Regions from separate parts of the Homo sapiens genome. Here all the other regions are linked to region 3. Evidence: chromatin loops called from intact Hi-C (ENCODE). Cell type or tissue: Caco-2. All regions are shown on one strand. Each heading gives the region's core, and the rest is flanking DNA. Links, peaks and the distances in the headings are about the cores only. Region 1 overlaps HECW1 (HECT, C2 and WW domain containing E3 ubiquitin protein ligase 1). Region 2 has its middle 4.1 kb from the start of HECW1. Region 3 overlaps HECW1 (HECT, C2 and WW domain containing E3 ubiquitin protein ligase 1).

The links. Peaks named below come from ENCODE experiments on the same cell type or tissue, not always from the same donor. Only the 100,000 strongest peaks of a DNase experiment are listed, where the experiment ranks them.
Region 1: it touches region 3 in a loop (2.4-fold over the local background); 3 of 110 quality-filtered maps call a loop at or near these places.
Region 2: it touches region 3 in a loop (6-fold over the local background); 9 of 110 quality-filtered maps call a loop at or near these places.

Annotation. Positions count from the first base shown.
Region 1 is chr7:43,451,793-43,457,468 of GRCh38, forward strand. HECW1 (HECT, C2 and WW domain containing E3 ubiquitin protein ligase 1) reads left to right here. Exons shown (of 30, transcript NM_015052.5): 13 at 4,505-4,655. Among named protein-coding and RNA genes, the nearest start is that of LUARIS, 68 kb to the right of the region's middle. In Caco-2, for the core only: a CTCF peak has its summit at 3,395; no DNase peak of the experiment used is centred there.
Region 2 is chr7:43,105,692-43,111,367 of GRCh38, forward strand. No RefSeq gene overlaps it. Among named protein-coding and RNA genes, the nearest start is that of HECW1, 4.1 kb to the right of the region's middle. RefSeq lists an enhancer at 2,196-2,710. In Caco-2, for the core only: a CTCF peak has its summit at 2,895; a DNase peak (open chromatin) is centred at 2,880.
Region 3 is chr7:43,258,360-43,264,035 of GRCh38, forward strand. All of the region lies in intron 3 of HECW1 (HECT, C2 and WW domain containing E3 ubiquitin protein ligase 1), which reads left to right. Among named protein-coding and RNA genes, the nearest start is that of MIR3943, 110 kb to the left of the region's middle. In Caco-2, for the core only: a CTCF peak has its summit at 3,092 (motif pointing left); a DNase peak (open chromatin) is centred at 3,102.

The DNA.
Region 1 (5,676 bases), core at 1,896-4,395, 190 kb after region 3:
TTTTTCAAGCAAAGATAGTATTTAAGATTTGATAGATTTTACAACTACGAAATCTTTCCAGAATGCAAGGACCCAGTGTTTCTTTACATTCTTTTGCCTGTGCTTACATGAAGCAGTTACAGTTTTCAAAAGGAGAAGTGCTTATTTCTTAGTTCATCTGTTCTTGGTAATGTGCTGTACTTTACAGGAACACCACTCCTCTCCCTATTCAACTGTAATTTATTGGTGAGAAATCAAAGAACATCTTTTATATGTGGACTAATTTAAAGAAACACAATATTTGTTTTTCAAGGGCAAAGCCAAACATCATGTCCTTGAACTTTTGATGCCTGATTTCTTTCTTTCTTTATACACTGATTTATGGACATTCTATAAATGAAGAGTAACATTTTAGCATCACTACAAATACTTCCTAGGTAACATTTATTTGAAAAATATGTATAACATGTTATCTCCAGGAAAGGGATGCTTTCCCCACAACAAATAACCTTTCAATGCATGAATCTACTTCGAATCTGTGCAGTACAGATGACTAGTTATACATGCAAATATTATAAATGATTGTACATAAATCCGTTGTAAAATAATTGCTTTATATAAGCCACTTTCAATAATGAGAACAAATTTCTCCAGACAGCTTTCAGTTTTCTATCCATATAACAGTGAAAGACCTTAGAAAAATTGGTAATGAATCCTACCAACTGAATATTGTTAAATAATCTCAAATAGTACAAGAATTACCTTATTGCTGATATTCATTCATTCAACAAATATTTATTGAATGTTTGCCCTGTGCTAGGTACTATTGTGGGTAAGCAAAACAAAGATTCCTGCCCTCATGGAGCTTACAGTCTAGTCTGGAAGACAGATTAGCAAACAATAAAATAATTAAACAGGGACTGGCCTAGCATAGGAGATGCTATGGAAAAGCAAAAATAGACCAGGGTGAGGGATCTCTGAGTTCGTGTGGGGGTGGCTGGTTTGCAGTTTTAAAACAAGTGGTGAGAATAGGCTTCATTGAGAAGACAACACCTGAGGGTTAGGAGAGTTATCCCTGCAAGTGTTGGGCAGGAAGAGCTTTGCAGGCACAGGGAATGGCCACTGCCAGTCGGGAGTTGGAAACACCCTGCTGGGTTTAAGGAACAGGAGACCAGTGCATCTGGAGCAAACTGAGGAAGGGAGAAGGCAGCAGGTGATGTGGTTAGCGAACTAGCAAGGCCCAGATCATGCAGGGCCTTGTAAACCATTTAAGGGCTTTGTAAATCACTTAAGGGCTTTTACTCTGAACGAAAGGAGGACATTGTAGAGTTTTCAGCAGAGAAGTGACATTGTCTGCCTCAGGTTTTGAAAAGTTTGCCCAAGTTGCTGTGTAGGGAATAAATTGGGAAGAGGAAGGATAGAAGCATGAGATTCAACATAAGATTATGTCTTTATGCAGGAACCCAGGTGACAAACAATAGTAGCTTGGGCCAGGGTGGGAGCAGTGGAGGTGGTGAGGAGTGGTCTGATTCTGGACATATATTTTAAAGGTAGATTTGATGACAGATTGGATATGGATGTGAGAGAAAGATAGGTATCAAAAATGACCTAAGAGTTTCAACCTACAAAGATGGAGTTGTCTTCAACTGAGTTGGGTAGGAAAGACTGCAGGCAGAGCAGGTTTTGATGGGAAGGATCCAACACTTGGTTTCGATCATCCTGTGTTTGAGATGTCATCCAGGTAGTAATGTCAAGAAGGAAATTGAATGTGTGACTCTGAAGTTCAAGAGAAAGGTCTAGACTATGCAATAGTATTACATTTGTTAAAATTGTTCAAAATACACAGTTGTATAGGTTTTTGTTAATATAATAACTAAATATGATACATTATCAGGTTCTATATTGTTCTTGGACTTTGTGGAGAACATATAATTTAGTGTGCAATAGATCCTTTGGTCACAAATGAATTGACCTGACCTGCACTGCTATAACTTGCCCCAGAATCGTGAAGGTACTGTTTTCAGGTGGCTCTTTAGACAAACCCATGGCATCACAGTGCTGAGCCCTTCAAGTCATGCTGATGCCTGAAGTTCCATTTCAAATTTATTTCCTTTGGTTATAAAATATGTGAAAGTAAATTCTTTACAAAGCAACCCAGAAAACATGTTCATAATTTCTGATTACACTTAGCTATTATTTTCTGAATACATATGAGTATATAATTAGCACAATACATTCCAGGTATTTAATGTATTGACAAAAGAGCCCAGCTGTTTGGCTTACTACACTTTTCCATGAGGAATTGAAACATGTGATGATAAATTATCATTATTGCAGCTTCATTTTCTAGCTTTTTCCCTTAATTTATAAAAGCCAACCTTTGTCTGCGAAGGACCCCTTTCTTTACTGTAGGTTCCTGGAGGGCAGGGTCATGTGTCACTCATCTCTGTGTCCTCAGGACCTGGCACAGTCTCTAGTTCAGAGTGAGTGCTACACAGTTTGTTCAGTCAAATTAAATTCCACAATGCTCTTCAAAGACTAATGCTCATTTTTTGTTGGATGACAGTCATGTTGGATTCAAGAAAAATAGTTGTCCTACTGCTTTTACTAATATTAGTTTGGGATCCATTAAAATTTTTAAGTTTCTAGATCAAGATTAATTACCTAGTAATCATATGTATATACAATTTCATCCATGAGCTAATTACCATTTACACTTAACACTTGACAGCTGGATTATCATTAGATAATCATTAGATCTATTTTAATCAAAATCTCCTAGGACATATTTATACAATCTGCCTACATTTTTCCTTCAATTTGTCTCATAAGTTAAGTTTGGTGTTTGGGGATACTTTGGTTTTTACTGGGCATTATTTGACAATCCATCAGGTCAAGCATAAGCCATCATGCCACAAACAGATATACTATGTACATATAAAACCATAAATATGCCAAATATATTTTTTCCCTTAAAAAAATGAGAGTTGCTATGTCATTACCTGAATGATAAGTTTTCAATGAAACTGTTAGTATCTGACCTACTCCCGAAAGCTATGGCTTTTCTCACTGAAAAGGCTGGATGGTTTTCCTCCTTTTGCAGTCACTTTTGCTTTTCCTTCTTCTTCTTTAGTCTTGTGCATTTTCAGCATAACTTTATCACACTGCTGCTGTTTCCACAATGTGATATGTGGACTCTAAAAGCTTTGCCCATCTCTGTACAGCAGGCATTGCTCTTCTATGTTTCGCTCAGACGTGAACACATTGCTTCCAGCTCTTTTCCACCCACCTCACCCCAGCTCAGCCCCTGCCTGTATTATGTAGTGAATCATCCATGCTTCCACCTTTTTGTTTTCTTTTTTTTTGTTTTCTTTTGTTTTTAATTTGGGAAGCAAGGGAACTTTTCTTTATCTCGGGCTCCCTCTACAGTTTGTGATGGTTATTTATCAACAAAAGGGTACTTCCTAGTTACTGGTTTCGTTTGGTGGCCAGAGATATTTGACAGCTGCGTGTTGAATATACACTGTTAATTAACAACTTATCAAAACGCTGTTTTGAAACCCTAACAATCATTTCCTTCCATTCACCCACTCAAAAGGAAAGGCAATCTATTAAGTTTACTAAGTATAAGACAGAGGTCATCTAAATTCGCACATCCAAGATTTTAGAACAGTAGTTAAAACTGGCTTTAATCTGAGGGCCATTCTTCTCTCCACTGAACCTAATCGCCCTCTGTTAGACTTAGCAAAGAAAGCATTCTCCAGCATCACAGTGTCAGCTCGCACTGGAGGATACCCCAATCTTCCACAGCTGTCGTTTGAGTAGCCAACAAGAGTGACAGTGGTGATGGACATTTCTAAAGAAATAAATTCATTAAACAGTAGATTTTCTCTTTATAAATTATTAGAATTTTTGTATTCGTCACACCATCACACCATCACGGGTGTGATGACCCGTGCCTGTAATCTCAGCACTTTGGAAGGCTGAGGTGGGAAGATCACCTGAGGTCAGGAGTTTGAGACCAGCCTGCCAACCATGGCCAACATGGTGAAACCCTGTCTCTACTAAAAAATACCAAAATTAGCCGGACCTGGTGGCAGGCACCTGTAATCCCAGCTACTTGGAAGGCTGAGTCAGGAGAATTGCTCGAACCCAGGAGGTGGAGGTTGCAGTGAGCCAAGATCGCACCACTGCACTCCAGCCTGGGTGACAGAGCAAGACTCTGTCTCAAAAAGAAAAAAAAAAAGAAAGTATTAGAATTTTAACATAGGTGTTGATCAAGGAACCACAATTACTGTTTAATATGGCCCAGCAGAGAGTCTAAGTTCATTAAATTGTTTTCTGAGCTCCCGAGTTCATGCCAGTGCCCCAGAAGTCGTGGTGGCAGGTGCTGTGGGCAGGGTCTGGCCTGCAGCCATGAACCAATGGTGAGTTCTACCTGCAGAAGACTTGGAAGTTGTATGTGTTTCACGTGGGTCAGTAGTTTGTCCTTGATTTTTCTTTTTGCCTTTTTATTAAACACTAGACTGGGAAGCTCGAATTGACAGCCACGGGCGGGTCTTTTATGTGGACCACGTGAACCGCACAACCACCTGGCAGCGTCCGACGGCAGCAGCCACCCCGGATGGCATGCGGAGATCGGGGTCCATCCAGCAGATGGAGCAACTCAACAGGCGGTTGGTGATCAGTATGCAATGAGCTCCCCTAAACCACAGTGAAAGGAGAATGGCAGCTAGAGACGCTCCCCTTACACTTTTCTGCTCAGACTGTATGAGGAGACTGGAAAGTAATTAAGTATCTTAAGAAACCTGTTCCTAGTAGGTATTTGGAAAGCTAGATTTAGAATTTGGAGGCGAGAGACAAGTTAAGCTTGAGTGTCATTTAAGGATGGGAAATCGTCTAAACTTCTTAATAGCCTAGGCACAAAAATAGGAGTTTTTAACCAAGGGCCAGTGTATGCCCCTCTCCTGCGATGTTCACCAAGGATGTCAGTGTTCCTTGAACTTTCCAGGCACTGTACCCAAATTATACATAGATACACATTTTTCTGGCAGACTGGTCCACACCCATCATACAGTTCTCAAAAGGATAGAGACCTCAGTTAAACACATTCCAAGGATAGGTTCCATAAGAAAACTAAAAGCTGCTTGGAGAATAAACTGTCTCATAAATCACTGTATGCATTCCTACCCTGATTCCATAATTGATATATGCCCATCAATAATAATTCTTGAAAAGCCTGCATCTTAGAAAAAGAAATGTTTACAAGCATTTTTTGAGAATTATTTTGTTGAAAAACTAGGCCCTCTCTATTGAAATTGTAAAGATGTCATTTTGTTTTTAACCTGCAAACAAAGCCTTAAACAGTATCAGGCTTAAACAGTGGTCCATTCATGTCAGAGATGATGCAGTAAGCTAGTATAAAGCATTGTCTCTGACATCTTGCTCTTTAAGACTGGAGTGGCAGCTTCAGGATACTTTTAATTACCAGGAATGCAAACTGAGGCTTCCTTCAGTTGAAATTGCACCCACATGCTGTCTTGCTTTCATGTCAAGTATGAAAAGTATGAAGGTGAAGGAAAAGTTGAGAAAGACGAAAAAGAATGAAGAACTGGGTTTGTGGAACACACCTACTGATAGCAAATGCCTTTGAGACTTAACTGTTATCTGCCAGAAAGAAAAGGAGGAGAAACAATT
Region 2 (5,676 bases), core at 1,771-4,270, 150 kb before region 3:
CAGGATGAGTGACCATATGGAACAGAGCCAAGTTGTCCCAGATGAAGTTGTCCTAGATGAGCCAGCTCCTAGGAAACCTGCCAACTGCCCACACAAAGGAGCCCAGCTGAGATCAGCTTAGTCTGGACTAGATCAGCAATTTATAGTGGATTTATAGACTCAGGAGAAATAGTACATGGTTGTTAACTAAGTTTTGGGATGGTTTGTTAGGCAGCAATAACTAACTGATGCATTACATTTAATCACAGGAGCTGTGTAAAGATCCTTGACATAAATGCAAATTACACTTCAGATATGTTGGAATGATTTACTTTCCTACCAGGAGAAATACAAGTCCTAAAATGAGGAAAAAGGTATCTCAATTTAATTTGCACTTAATTGGGTCATAGGGCTATTTAAGAATTTTTCATGCATTCATTGCAAATTTTAAATCATCCATCAAAGTTTTTTAGTAACTTTTGCCCACTTTACTTTTGTGTAATTTGGTTTAAAAATTTTTTGAGTAAAACTTAAAAAAATTTGCAATATCTCACTTTCCTCAAAACACTTTTAAACTTAGTCATATACATTACAGCCTGTTGAAATCTCCAAATGGACTTGAAAAGAACATTACTGATGGAATGAGCTAAGGAATACTGAAGGCTACCACGTATTAATCACAACGTTATAAACTTTACATTTGTTATCTCACTTGACTCTCAACAATTTTTTTTTTTTTTTTGAGATGGAGTCTTGTTCTGTCGCCCAGGCCGGAGTGCAGTGGCACGATCTCAGCTCACTGCAAGTTCTGCCTCCTGGGTTCACGCTATTCTCCTGCCTCAGCCTCCCCAGTAGCTGGGACTACAGGCGCCTGCCACCATGCCCAGCTAATTTTTTGTATTTTTTAGTAGAGACGGGGTTTCACCGTGTTAGCCAGGATGGTCTTGATCTCCTGACCTCGTGATCTGCCCGCCTCAGCCTCCCAAAGTGCTGGGATTACAGGTGTGAGCCACTGCGCCCAGCCAACAATTTTTAAGGTAAAAATATTCATAAGTAGTTTTATAGATGAGGAAATTGAATTTAAATAAATTGCAGAAGAGTACAAAGAAGTAAATAATTGATCGAAGTTTCAAACCCAGGTGATTTGCCTTGTGTCTGTACTCTTATTATCACCCTCTATTGCTGTTCCTAAATGAAGGCTTCACCTTTCTAAAGGCATTTGTTTCTAATTTCTTTCTTTTTTTTGGTCTGGCTGTGTTTTAATGCCTAAACACACTTTGATTAGGTTAGTGAGAAACTTTCTGGCATATGATAAATTGTTGATAAGCATTCATAGTTCATACTTGTGTGTCACTTTTCTTAGTCTCGTGCTTTTTAATAAGTATTTTGATGGAAAGGTGGGTGAGGGCAAATTAGCCAGCTGCCATCCTCATCTGACACTTGTTATCAACATCTCTCTCTTTTTTGAATTTTTAATTTTAATTTTTGATCAACATATATTAATAATCTAAAAGTATTACAAATAATAATTTGTAAAATTTATACACTGTATATTTTGCTTCACAATATGTTTTTCATTTATTTATGTTTAATTAAAAAAAAATAGAGACAAGGTCTCATGATGTTGCCCAGGCTGGACTTGAACTCCTGGGCTCAAGTGATCCTTCTACCTCAGCCTCTCAAGTAGCTAGAACTACAGGTACATGCCACCACACATGGCTTTTGCTATATATTTAAATGACAAATCTCGTTGTTTCCGTTCCTGGCTTTAAAAATCTTTAGGGTTCTCCATTACTTGCCAAATGAATTCTAACAGCTGGAGCAGGGCATGTTTGGCCTATCACGTATGTCTCAAACCTTTGCTTCCAGTCTTCTCTCTGACACCACTCTCTTTGCTCCAGTCAAATTGAACTCTTCACCAAGTACATTCCCAAGTACATTCTGTTCTTTCTGTCTTCTGCTTTTTCATGTATGCTTTTCTTTCTTCTTCGGATGTCTTTTGGTCACCCAACAAACTTCTGTTCTTCATTCAAAGCTCTATTAATAGAGGCGTTTCTAGCCTCCCTAGCCATATTAGAGTGGTTGCTCCTCTCACACTGATAACATGTCCCTCTCTCAGCACCTGTATCATATTGTACTTACATGTTTAACTTGACCACAAGTTTAGTGTGATTGATATTTACACTGCCTATCATAAAGTAAAAGCTCATTAATAAATTTTTTAATTAATAAAATAAAAAATACGTGCAATAAATAGAAAGCATAGCTGGTGAAAGAAGGTAGAAAAAAGAAACAACAGGCATACAGATTGGAAAGCAAGAATAAAACATCCTCTATTCACAGACAACATAATTATCTACATTGAAAATTCCAAGAAATCTATACAAAAGCTACTAGAATGAATAAATGAGTTCAGCAAGGTCACAGGATACGTAAAAAATACACACACACACACACACACACACTAATTATTTTTTTTCTATTCTACCAGTGAATGAGTTTTTATGTTTTTTTATTTTCCATATTTTGTGGTGCCTTGACATCTTAGGGACTTTGCAGGCTTGGAAGAAACTGCCCCTCCCAGGGCTAGCTAATTCCTAGAGATGGCAAACAACTTGTCTGAGAGCCCACCATTCATATGTAAACCAACCAATCCAGAGTCCATGCCCACAACCACCTCCTTTGTCCAACTCACATAGCAAACCAATTTCCCTTGCCCTAAGTCTCCCCAGGGACAAGTACAGGACAACTAGAGACTACCTCTGTAGCCCACAGCCACTGAAATTATTGGAACTATCAAATCCTAGACTTGCTCAAACTGGCCTGCCCTGCCTGGCCATTCCGTACCACAGCATACAAAATAGAGGCTCTGAGCCATGCTCTCCCAGGCTTCTGCCTCCTGATTGACCCAGGAGCTCCCCCTGTGGCCCTGCGCGGTATGCCATGCCTCCTGTTTCTAGGGTTCTGTGAGTATAAACTTCTCCCTTCATGAGAAGCATTTCCATGTCTGTATGTCTGCATGTGCATACTTAATTAAAACAAATCCCAGGTACACTTTAATACAAAGTGAAATTCAAAATTAAAATCAATACCTTTTACAATAGTACCAAAAAAATGAAACTCTTAGAATCTACATGGAAACTCTTAGAATCTGTGTAGAATTTGCATACTGAAAACTTCAACTACTGATGAAATAAATCAAAGGAAACCTAAACAAATGCAGAGAAATGCTAAGTTTGTGGGTTGAAAGGTATTCAGAAATTGGAAGATTGTTAAAATGTCAGTTCTTCTGATATTCATCTATAAATTTAACACAACTGCAATCAAAATCCCAGTGGGAATTTTTTTGTAGATATTGACAACCATTTCTAAATTCATATAAAAAGGCAAAGAAATGAAAATAGCCAAAATAATGTTTAAAAAGGACAGAATTGGAGGGTTCACACTACCTGATTTTAAGGCAGTATACATCTACAAAATAGTGTACTATTTGTAAAACAATAGAAAGACAGATCAGAGGCACAAAACAGAGAATATAGAAAGAGACCCCTACAAATCTAACCAAGCGATTATTGAAAAGTTGCGAAAGCGATTCAATCAAGAAAGGATCTTTTCAATAAGTGGTGCTAGAAGAATTGGACATCCCATGTGCAAAAACAAGCCAACAAATAAAAAAGTCACCATCCATAGCTCACACCTAAAAAATAATAAGAATTCAAAATGAACCAAATACTTAAGTGTAAAATGTAAAATCTTGAAACTTATCAGCAAAACACAACTCTTTGTAACCTTGGTTAGTCAAAAGAGTTCTTAGATATACCAAAAGCATGATCTCTGAAAGAAAAAGTTGATACATTGAACTCCATCAACTTTAAAGACATTTACTCTGTGACAGAAACTACTAAGAGAATGAAAAGACAAGCCACACATGGGGAGGAAATATTCAGAAAACTTATCTGACAAAGACATTGTATCTAGAATACAGAAAGAACTCTCAAAAATGAACAATATAAAAGCAAACAACCCACTTAAAAATGAGCAAAAATTTTGAGCACTTTACTACAAATGATAGACGGATGGAAGAGAAGCACAAAAGTAGATGCTCACCATCATTAGTCATTAGGAAAGTCCAAATGACAATCTTGTATTATTGGCTACAATTTGCTCCTGTGCAGAGACTATGTGAGATAGCTTCAACAGCTCGGTCTTTTTCCTCCCCTAGTTATAGTGCGTTCACTTCCGACATTATGTTGAAGGCCTATCCCCAAAGATAAAGCCCCGGATTGGTTCAAGTTATCGTTTTCTCAGCATTGTAGGGACCATTTGTGAATGGTGCTCTGTTTGCTAATCTTTATCTGCATGTGGCCTGAGATGAGCAGGTGAGCAGGCATGTCACCCCCTCCCTGGGTCCTCCTGGGCCTCGAGTTACAAAAGGTGGAAGATTCGGTTGCATGGGCATTATGATAATACAGGTGTTTGTATATGCATCTCAAAACCTTCAACATTCACTTTACGCCATTATATAAGGTTAGTATTAGGAGGGACGCACTGGGACTGTGACTTATTATTTATAACAGTATTTTGAGTACATTAGAAACTTAATAAATATGACTACTAGGATGGCTTTAAGATTCATGCCATGTCTTTTCCTTTCTCCACCAAATACTCTTCTCTTTAAGGTTAGGGCAGCTGACATCTGTAAACTCCAGATTCAAGGTCTTCTGCTTGAAACAAGACTTAAGGAAATTACAGAACTAACATAGCCTTTTTGCTTTCTTCTGTAAAATAGGATCATGCTACCCAGACTACAGGGGGACTGTTAGGAATAACAAACAAAACAGGCCAGGCATGGTGGTTCACGTCTGTAATCCTAGCACTTTGGGGGGCTGAGGCAGGAGGATTGCTTGAGCTCAGGAGTTCAAGACCAGCCTGGGCAACTTGGCAAAACCCCATCTCCACTAAAAATACAAAAAACAAATTAGCCAGGCATGGTGGCACACACCTGTACTCCCAGGTACTCGGGAGGCTGAGGGGGGAGAGTTGCTTGAGCCTGGGAGGCGGAGGTTGCAGTGAATGGAGATTGCACCACTATACTCCACCCTGGGCATTGGAGTGAGACCCCTCACAAAAAATAAAAATAATAAAAATAAAAGGGGACAATACACAGGAGTCTGTATATGCTGCCATTGCACCTGACATGTAGAAGCTGCTCTACAAGGCTTCTTTATCTACTCAGGATGTGAAACTTTGTGTACTGCTATTTTAATATCTTTTGTCTTCAGTATAAAAAAAGCAACTCCTCAGGGGAGGATAAAGCACACCACAAGGATTGCTACATCAATAACCTCTATGAGAGATGTGGACTTGTCAAGTCATCTCCATGATGGATAGAACAGAGAGCAAACATCTCTGAGCCAAGTTGATGCTGATTCACTGAAAATAATGAGGTGAACATCCTGGCAATTAGTTGAGGTAAAAAAATTATCCTTTATTGTGGTTTGGTGACATTGTGCTAATTTAGAAACCATGGATGCTGGTTTATGTGAAAGTTTTTGTTTTCTTTCAAGTCTCTGGTTGGAAACATCACATGGTTGGTTGCTGTTGCTGTTTACTGCCACAGCCTGTTCAAGTCTATTCTCGGAGAGTTTTCTTCATATAGGAGTTGGTACTAATCCAAGTGTAAAATCCGGAGAAATG
Region 3 (5,676 bases), core at 2,141-4,640:
AAAAAATAAAAAAATAAAAAAAAAGAATTACCCATTAAAAAGTAGTGGAGCTAGCATTCAAACCCACATTAGTTTAACCCCAAGCCCCATGTTTTTCTAGTGTAGCGTGCCAATAAAGCGACTGAGAGGCGTATGGATACCAGATTATGGAACTAATTATATATTTCATTTACAGGTAGATCCTGGTCAAGAATGTCTCCAAAACTGGATTAAGCCAGTGTACTTGAATGGGAATATAGACAACCAGGACAGACTTGGAATGTTTTTTAATGTATTGGCCCAGCAAAGCTAGAAATCCTCCACTTTACCTAACAGAAGATAATTAGAATTAAAAATGGCACTAACTGAAAACGTACTTGTTAAATTGCCTGTGCTTATAGAGTTGTTGTTGGCCCTGTCGTTTTTGGTTGGCAAAAAGAGACATATTTTTATTTGTTGGAGCTAACAGAGGCAAATGTCTTGAGTTGGGCAACAGTTACATTGCTGATGGTAGGGAATGGCTTCTGTAGGGTGAAAGCTTGGATAGAAAATCCCTACATCTAGCAGTGGGAAGTGCACCCCAGTTTGTTTTTTTTGTTTTGTTTTGTTTTGTTTTTGTTTTTACCAATTCAACTCTTAGTGAAATATGAATGATCTCTTTTACCTTAGCCCCCAGATATGGGAAAAAGTCAGCACTCTCAAGGAAAACAAAACAAACAATAGTATGCTTCAGTCTGCACTATTCTTCTACAAAAAATGTCCACTTTGGCCAGGAGCAGCAGCTCAACCTGTAATTCCAGCACCTTGGGAGGCAGAGGAGGGGGGATCACCTAAGGTTAGGACTTCGAGACCAGCCTGGCCGACATGGCGAAACCCTGTCTCTACTAAAAATACAAACATTAGCCAGGTGTGGTGGTGCATGCCTGTAGTCCCAGCTACTCAGGAGGCTGAGGCAGGAGAATCACTTGAACTCAGGAGGTGGAGGTTGCAGTGAGCTGAGATCGCAGTGCTGCGCTCCAGCCTGGGCAACAGAGTGAGACTCCATGTCCAAAAAAAAAAACCGTTCAATATATAATTTTTAGAGTTATAAAACATGGAAAGAAGCAAGATAATATGATAAATAAATAGAAAAAATACTATCAACAGAAGCAGGCCCACAGATGGATCAGATACTGGAACTAGCAGAGAAAGACTTTAAAACATCTACTGTAAATATATTCAAGGATGTTCAGAAAAAGATGGCCAGAATGAATAAATAGTTGGGGGATTACAACAGAGAAATGGGAGCCATAAAAAAGAAACAAATGAAATTCTAGAGTAAAAATAAACATCTGATGTAAATAATGGATTGAATAGGCTTAACAGCAGAACAGAAACTGAAAGAAAAGATTAGTGAACTTAAAGAATGGTTAATAGAAATTATTCAAACTAAAGCACAGGGAAAAAAAATATTTAAAAACACTTTACCCATCATCAATCAGTGACCTATTAAATGGCCTAAAATGTGAGTAGTTGCAATCCTAGAATAATGAGAGAGAGAATGGGCCAGAAAACATATTTAAAGAAATAACAGCTGAAATATATGGGATACAATGAGAAAATATCAATCTATAGATTCAAGAATCTCAGTGAATTCTAAGTAGTAGAGACACAAATAAAACCACACCCAGGCACATCATAGTCAAACTTCTGAAAACCAAAGATAAAGAAAATATAAAAGCAACCACAGGAAAAAATGATATGTTGCATATAGAGGAATAATGACAAAAAATTATGGCTGACTTCTTATCAGAACAATGAATGCCTAAAGGCAATGGAAAGGCATCCCCAGTTGAGAAAGAATTTGTGGAGGATGTATACACCATGCTCTGAGGACAGATAATAGAGGGTACAATCTGGTTAAGGGATCAAGACAGGCTTTCTGAAGAAAGAACTATCTGAACTAAGATCAGAAGCGTGAGATGTTAAGTAGGCACTGAGAAGGGAAGATGTTCCTGGTATATGCAAAGCCCCCATTGCAAAAGAAAACACTTCACGTGGAAAGACCGAAAAGTGGCAAGATAGGTGCAACACAGGGAGCAAGGAAAAGAGATGAGCCACACTAGCCATTATAGGACACAATATGGATTATTGTTTTCATTCTAAGAAAAATAAGATTTTCAAGTGTTTTAAGCTGTGCAGATCACTTCTGCTGTCATGAAGCAGCAAATTTGTGTTTGAAAAATTCTGGATAAAGTAGAGAGGCACCAGAGTAGCTGAGGAGATACCAGGAGGCCATAGGAGTGGCTCAGGTGAGAAATGATGGTGGCTTGGACTAGTTGATGGTATCTGTGAAGATGGAGAGAGGTGGACAGATGTAAGGTTGATTTAGTGATTTAGTAGATAGAAGTCATAGGACTTAGTCATTGCTTGGATGTGGGAGATGAGGGACACAGGGGTATCAAGACTGACTTGTAGGTTTCATCTAGTTGGGTGGATGAAGGTGCCATTTACTGATGAAGGAAACTGTGAAAAGGAGCAAGAATTATTTATTTTTATTCAACAAGCATTCACATAGTGCCTATTGTGTGCCAAGCACTATTCTAAGAAAGTTTGCAAACATTAACCTCTTTTACAAGAGTGAGAGGTTGGTACAATTTTTGCCCCAGTTTTACAGATGAGGAAATTAAGAAATTAATTAACTTGCCCAAAGCATTAATTGGTAAATGCTGAAGTAGGATTGGAACCCAGACAGTGTGGCTCCAGGGAACAAGTTCTTGGGCTCTGCACTAGGTTGCTTACAAGGAAGTATAATGAGGATGAGTCGCAGGAGACTGAGGCATTCAAGTGGCCATAGGGACCTGGAACTGATAAGAGAAGTTATGGCTAGTGATGAATATTTGAAAATTATTGGCATAGGAAAAGTAGTTTGTCTTGATGTAAAGAAATTGCCTTTTTTTCCCCTTAAACAGGAGCCTTATGTCTAGAGCTCCAGTTCTGTTGCTGTGCTGTGAGTAGCATCCCAAGCATGTTCTTTGAAGAGGGCAGAACCTTTTTCCTGAGGAGTATGACTTCCATGTCTTCCTCGTCGGATTTGTTCTCTTCTATTTGCTCTTTCTCACATGTTTGCTGCCCCCTAGTGGCCCTTGGAAGCTCTGCCCCAAGTGCAAGGCAGTTTAAACCCTTGGGGGTTAAATGCAGCTGGTGCAGAGTGACCTGGCTGCCCCTGGTACAGGACCGGGCAGCTCTGAACTCCAGGAACATGTGGCACGGACTCCACCCCAATTACATGGTACCTTCAGTTAAACACACGGGATAAGCACACCAGCAGGGGACAAACTGGAAAGCGTTTTGTTCTGTGACAGTGATGTTATTTACCAAGTGGCTACTGACAAAGCGAAAATTCAGATTTCAGTGGTTGCTGAATTTTGGCCATATCAATCATATCTTTATTGTGACAGTAAGGGGCCCATCAATGAGTGCTTCTGTCTCATAACAAAAGAGTAACTGGCAGGTTTTTGCTTTGTTTTGTTTTTTATTTTTTATTTTTTATTTTTTTTAATTTTTCAGTGTTACTTATTTCTTGCTTAACCAAATTAGTCAGTAAAAAATTACAAACCTGGTCCAGTGCAGTGGTTTATGCCTGTAATCCCAGCTCTGTGTGAAGCCAAGGCAGGAGAATCACTTGAGACCAGGAGTTCAAGACCAGCCTGGACAGTATGGTGAAACCCCGTCTCTACTAAAAACACAAAAATTAGCCAAGCATGGTGGAACACACCTGTAATCCCAGCTACTTGGGAGGCTGAGGCATGAGAATTGCTTGAACCCAGGAGATGGAGGTTGCAGTGAGCTGAGATTGCGCCACTACACTCCACCCTGGGTGACAGAATGAGACACTGTCTCAAAAAATATATATATATGTATGTGTGCGTGTGTGTGTGTGTGTGTATAACCTAAAGAAATCAATAAATATTGAGGCTACAAGAAAAAAGAAAACAATGGCTATAATTCATTGAATGATATCTGTATATCAGCCACTTTATAGATTTCATCTAATTTAACATTCACAGCAGCTTACAAGGTATTGATGATATTATTTCACATATGATGAAACTGAGGCTGCAGGGATAAGTCCTGGGCTTTCCCAGGACCCTATAGCTATGGAGGCAGAGATGAGATTCAGACCCAGTCTTCATGATTTTAAAACTATGTTCTTTCCCTGGTGTTATGATGCCTTCAAATGAATCTATAATTACTTACTTAGCAGTTACCTCACAAAAACTAAGCTATGAAAAGTAGTTTTCTCCTCCAAAGAGTCTTCAATGCAGTAATGAGGTTAACATGCATTCCTAGGGGGAAACAAACTATTAAAAATAATAACTTTACCATTTAAAATGCCATTTCCTCCTTTGCTTCCTCTGAATAGCTACTATAAATAGACCGGAGATGTTCTATAAGTAAAGTATACAGCCCTGGGCCACTATCCTTGTCCATTTGCACTTCCACCTTCTCCCTACTTCCCAGTCCCCAGGCCCTCCTGCCATTCAATCACATCCTCAGACTCTTACATGACACATATATGGCTTGATCTGAGTACAAGGAGGTCGCTTCCACCCATTTATGAACAGTCACATCACATGTCTGTTGAAAACAGAAGGCTACACATTTGTATGTAATAGTTATATTTAAAAGAATTGATATCAAAATGACAAGAGTGGTTATGATGGCTAGCAGGATTTTGCATAATTTCTTCTTATCTGCATTTTCCGCAATTACTTACCTGTGCGATGAAAAGAATACAGTTCAATTTCCACATTCTAAAGAGAGAAAAATTGTTATTTTTCTCAGAGAGGAAACAGGAATTTTATTGAAGCATCTAAAAGCTTCAAAACTTCAAAGATTTTTGCCTCTTAAGGACATAGAGATGGGGGTTTTCATTAACTTATTAAACACAAAAGAATTAAAGAAAATTACAAATATTCCTGTCAGCATAGCACTGCAGAACAAGCCATGGAATTGCTAAAATAATCTGAGCTCTGTTTGTTGTTGTTGTTGTTGTTTGAGATGGAGTCTCACTCTGTCACTCAGGCTGGAGTGCAATGGTGCCATCTTGGCTCACTACAACCTCCGCCTCCCAGTTTCAAGCAATTCTCATGCCTCAGCCTCCCGAGTAGCTGGGACTACAGGCGTGTGCCACTATGGCCGGCTAATTTTTATATTTTCAGTAGAGACAGGGTTTCACCATATTGGCCAGGCTGGTCTTGAACTCCTGACCTTGTGATCCGCCCGCCTCAGCCTCCCAAAGTGCTGGGATTACAGGCATAAGCCACTGCTCCTGGCCCTGAGCTCTGTTAATAGGAAGGAAAACATAAGGAGAAATACTAGGAAACAGAGAAGAAGGGAGGGAGGAAGGTGGGAAGGAGACAAAAGGAAGGGAGGGAGGGAGAGAGAGGGGACCAAAGAAAGAGAAAGAAGAAGAGGCTGCAGGATTTGTTGTATTCTTTCTAGCATTATTATTGTTTTTATTTAAGTTCATGTTTCTCCACTCCTTACCTCTTAATTTTATTATTTACCATTCACAAATCACAAAGTAATGATAAAAATGCACAAATCTCTAATTTTTAAAAATTTTACTTGACAAATAATAACTGTGGGATTATCCCAACAAATATATATTTGCGGGATGAAATGTTATGTTTTTATATACGTTTATATTGT